2 separate regions of the Mus musculus genome follow, and region 1 is linked to region 2. A link is a loop called in an ENCODE intact Hi-C map of the cell type or tissue named here. Cell type or tissue: heart. All regions are shown on one strand.

The links. A loop is a pair of places that touch in the nucleus more often than their neighbours do. Peaks named below come from ENCODE experiments on the same cell type or tissue, not always from the same donor. Only the 100,000 strongest peaks of a DNase experiment are listed, where the experiment ranks them.
Region 1: it touches region 2 in a loop (2.5-fold over the local background); 6 of 42 quality-filtered maps call a loop at or near these places.

The regions. Positions count from the first base shown.
Region 1 is chr4:117,549,351-117,551,850 of GRCm38, forward strand. Eri3 (exoribonuclease 3) reads left to right here and starts at 1,015. Exons shown (of 9, transcript NM_080469.4): 1 at 1,015-1,380. The coding sequence starts at 1,246. In heart, no CTCF peak of the experiment used is centred here; a DNase peak (open chromatin) is centred at 941; H3K4me3 peaks cover 2,225 bases; H3K27ac peaks cover 1,780 bases.
Region 2 is chr4:117,681,075-117,683,574 of GRCm38, forward strand. Dmap1 (DNA methyltransferase 1-associated protein 1) reads right to left here and starts at 1,151. Exons shown (of 11, transcript NM_023178.2): 1 at 1,140-1,151; 2 at 759-908; 3 at 200-291. The coding sequence starts at 863. In heart, a CTCF peak has its summit at 1,310; a DNase peak (open chromatin) is centred at 1,077; H3K4me3 peaks cover 1,923 bases; H3K27ac peaks cover 1,489 bases.

The DNA of each region.
Region 1 (2,500 bases), 130 kb before region 2:
GTAAAGTGCTGTGCTCAGTTCTGTAGGTTCACAGTAGAACCATCTAACCCATTATGTGCATGAGATTAAAGAAGGCATTCTCTGATATGGGGATTACAGGCATTTCCAGCTCAGGCAGGAACCATTATATTAAGATCTCAGAGGTGGCAGGGTCCAGAACTGATATTAGCTGTCTTAAAGGAAAATAGCAGGTGGCAGACAGAGGAGCTTGGTAACTGAAGATGGCTCCTAAGATGGATCTGACTGAGAGGCTGTCAAAATCACCAGTGGCTTAAGACTGATGCTTCCCATTTCATAACGTGGATTCCCAGAGAAGCACAGCTAAGATGGAGACACTCACCCATCGCTTTAGGTGAAGTTCTCCCCAGCTGCCTGGAGAGACTGACTGTGAAAGACCCACTACAGCTATGGCCAGAAACCTTGTTAACCCTGACAGTTCCTCTGAGGGCCTCAACAAGCCAGAAGCTTCCTCCTCAGAAAGGCCCTTCAGAAATCTCAGCATTTTCTTTTTAGCTGAATTCGCCTCCCTTCTTTCCAGATTTCCCTCAGGCCCGCATCAGAAAGTAGATAACGATTACTTGTTGACAATGAATCACAGAAAAGTGTCGCCTAAAGAGAATGTCTCCTAAGCCCATACTCACCGAATGCCTACAGTCAAGGTGGGGAAAATAAGTAGAGCATCTGGGTCATTTTAGGCCTGACGAAGATTTCGGGTTATTTTATTATTATCATTTATTTATTTTTTAAGAAAACCCCTTTCACTGTTTAGAAGTGACCCTCCCTTTCTCTTTTGAATACGTGGCTCCTCTAAACTACAAGTCCCACAAGGCCCAGAGCCAACGGTCACCATCTTGACACACCTTAACGCGCATGTCGGCGGGAGAGAGAGCGTTTGGAGAGAAGAAGCCCCGCCTTACTCCAGCTCATTGGCCAAAGGCGCTAGCAGCGGGCTCAGCGGTTGGCTACCACGCCCGCCCGTCCACCGCGTCGGTCGGGGTCAGAGTGCGCGGAGGTGAGTCGGTGTGTTGTGGACTCGTGGTGCTGGCTGCCGCTGTTGAGGCTGCCTGGAACGGGCTGTGGGAAGCGGGCGGAGCTGGCCCTGCTTCTGCCTGGCCAGCGCCGCAGGCGGCGCGGGCCGTGCCCGCTGCCGTCAACTGCCCGGAGCGTCTGCTGAGGCCGAGGGAGACGCCGGGGCCTGCACCTGGAGAGAGCCTGCCGTGCTGGCCCGGAGGAGGGGGCGTTGCCATGGCGACAGCCTCTCCGGCAGCTGACGGGGGGCGGGGGCGGCCCTGGGAAGGAGGGCTGGTCTCCTGGCCCCCTGCCCCTCCCCTTACGCTTCCCTGGACCTGGATGGGCCCGAGCTGGGGGCAACACCCTGGGGTGGGTGAGATTGAGAGGGCCCCCAGCTTGGGCCCTGGTTAATGCATGCGGGGTGTGGGTCGTGGCGCGCACACTTAAGGAGCCTGGGATTCTGGCCTGGTGCTCACCCTGGATGTTAGAACTCTGGGCGAAGGGATAGCTGGGGAGGGCGGTGGGGGAGCTCGGCTTTGCGAGAGAGACTGGGTGAGTTGATGAAAGGGCCTGGTTTGAGATTTCTGGAGAAGGAGAGAGGTTTGACCAGATAAAGTAGAAGATTAAGGAATTATTTATAGACTACCCCCTCCGCATCTTGGCACAGGCACACATGCTAGCACTTTACTTCCTTGTAAGTCACAAGCTGTGGGTAATAATGGTGGACAGAGGTGGACAGAGTGGAGAAAGAGCCTTAACCCAGGTAGCTTTTTGTATGTCTTTATTGCAAGTGGTCCAGCAACAGGTGTCTTCTTAAAACAAAGAAAGCATGACTTGGGTTGAGTTCTTGTGAAATGTCAGCTGCTCGACGTTGGCCTGGAAGATGCTGGGTATGGGGCCCCTCATCTGGAGATACAGAGCTTGCCCCTCAGGCTGGATTTCGCAATGACTGGGGCCAATAATTGTCTCTGACCATTTTTGTGGCTTGCATTTGCTAGTGCATTTCATTGGTTTCCCAGCCCAAGGGCAGCAAAACATGAATCCCATTGGCCAAAGACTAAGCTATTTAACTGTAGTAGATTGTGATTGGCCGAATGATTTTTGACTGTAGAGTTTGTACCAGAAAACTGGCTTCATCAAATTCAGCTTTATTCTGACTTTATCATACACAGTATACCTTGTTTTAGTGGGCTCGGTCTTGGACCTTAAGTATATTATACTTGAATCGCCCACCATTTAAAAGCCAATTTATAACAGTGACTTGGAGTGTGACTCCACTAATGTATGCCTGTGATCTTGGTTAGAAACCCACTTGGCTGCCTGTCGGCAGGTGCTGCCTGGGGGAAGGGAGCTGCCGGGAAGTGATTGATAAGGTTTCCTTTATGGATTCTGTGGTGCTTCACTGGAGCTCAGAGCACTTTGGCAACTTAAGCACTCCAAATTAAAAGCTCATTAACAATTCCTGCCCAAAGATCCTGTAAATAATCAG
Region 2 (2,500 bases):
GAAGAACCTCTAAAGCCATGAAGCTCAGTCTACCCCAGAATAAGGAAGTCATGTCCTGGAGCAAGACACTGAGCTGTCCTGCAGGAGGAGCCCTAGTTGGGGATACTGGCGTGGGGGAAAGTAGAAGAGAAAATAGGGACATAGGGCTATGCCTGGTGAGCTAGGGGAAACACGGAGGACTTGGGATTCCAATACTTGCTTTTTGTCAGAGTAAAGCAAAGCATAGACCTCCCGATGCATGCCCTCAGGCCTCTTGAAGGTCAGCGTCTCTGAGGACTTCTTGGACTTTTTCTGGGAAGAAAACCACAGGGAAAAAATGATGGCCCAGACCCACCCTTCCTTGAAGTTTTTACCCAGCCCAACCTGAACAAACAAATGCTGAACTAAAGTCCCGGGAACCCACTCATGGGAGCGTCTCTACACCGTCTGCACAGGTTTCCTCTCCCCGCTCGCGTCTGAGTTATCAGGGAAGAAAGTCCTTCCCTCACCTCAAGACTGTCACAATGTCTTGCTCTCTCTTCCCAACAACTTACAAGTGTCAGGTTCCCTCGGTCCTCTCGTCCGTTGGCGGTTTCCCCGCTCTCTTGGTCCCCACCTCCCAGTGTCCCCTCTTCGTTACATTAAGGGTGGCATGCTCTTGTTCCATTGTAGCTCTCCTTTTATTATCACTTCCACCATCTCTCTTCTGGTAACACCCCTTCCCATCCCTTCGCCAACACCTTCACCCACACTTCAGCCCGCTCAAATGCCCCTGCTACCTTGTCCGGGTTGATAATATCCTTTTTGCTGATGGTCCCAGAGGCGGCATCTCCCTCTGGACCCCCGAGTTCTAGAATGTCTCGTACATCTGCGCCCGTAGCCATCACGCCCGAGGGATGAGGTAGTACCCCGACGTCAAGGGTCGGTACCTGCAGAAAGACTGTGCTACCGTTAAGGGGGCGGTGTCCCTGCAACTCCCGCTCCAAGTGGGGGCAGGGTGAAGAGGCCAGCGCCAGAATGGTCCACACCAGGTTTGGGTGCTGCCTCGTTCTCCGCCTCCCCGCGCAGGTGTCCCTTACGGTCACACTGTCCTCCCTGCCTCGCCATCCCCGGGGAGCCACACCTGAGTCCCCCCAGCTGTAGCCCACTCCTCAAATTACCTCTCTCTGAAGACCCACGGATAGGAACTTCCGGCTGTGCGTCGTAGAAACGCAACCCTTAGAAACACTTCCGGTCGGTGCTTAGACAAACAGGAGCCGGCTAGCAACCCAGTGTGCAAGCTACCGGGCAGGCTGAGTCGCTCGCCTGGAATTCCTGCTGTGCTCCCAGGAATCCGCGCGAGGCGATGCGGGGCTTGCTTTTGACATTTACCTTCTATTTCTCTACATTGTGTCCCGGGCAATGAAAAGAAAACCTGAAGAGAACTCTGTGACATTGAAAAGTCACTTATTTTCTCAAAACCTATTTCAAAACACTTAATTTGTTTACAAAATGAAAATTGTAACAGCTCCTGCTTAAGTGAAATACCAATAACCCATGTAAAACAATGGCACAGTGCCTGGAACATTATTTTTTTTCTTAATTAACTGGATTAATGATAGTAATTGCCTCTGCTCATTCAGTGCCTCTCTATATTACCAGGCATTGCCATTGTGCTAAACTTTCAAAGCAGAGCTAAACTAGCTTCTCCAGCTGCCAAGAGAGTAAAATAGAAGCTCTCTCTCTCTCTCTCTCTCTCTCTCTCTCTCTCTCTCTCTCTCTCTCTCTCTCTCTCTCCCTTCCTCCCTCCCTCCCTCCCTCCCTCTCTGCCTCCTCCTTCCTATCCCTTTTCTTTCCCCACCACCCAGGGTGGCCTCTTAACTCACAGCGATCCCCCTGCCTCTCAAGTGCTGGGATTACAGGAATGTGCCACCAGGTCAGGCTCTTAACTTCTTTATTTAATTTACAATTCCCCTAAAATGAGTTGTGAATCTTGACTCTTTTTTTTTTGGGGGGGGGGGCAGTGTAATGTACAACACACACACACACACACACACACACACTGTACTGTCAACACACAAACTAGAGTTATCTGATAGATGAAAACCTTAACTGAGAAACTGCCTTTAAGATCCAGCTGTAAGGCATCTTCTTATTGAGTGGTCAGTGGGGATGGCCCAGCCCATTGTGGGCGGTGTTATTCCTTAGCTAGTAGTCCTGGGTTCTATAAAAGGCTGAGCAAGCCAGGAGAAGCAAGCCTGTAAACAATACCTCTCCATAGCTTCTGCATCAGCTCCTGCCTCCAGGATCGTACCCTGTTTGAATTCCTGTCCTGAATTCCTTTGGTGATAAATAGCAATGTGGCAGTATAAGCCAAATAAACCCTTTCCTCCCCAACTTGCTTTTGGTCATGGTGTTTCATGGAAGCAATAGTAATACACACACATACCACGCCACATGTCTATGTACTTAGGTTGTCAATATGTAGGAATGACTAGAAGCCCTTATCTTGTTTTCACAAGGGAGTATGTCATTTCAACTG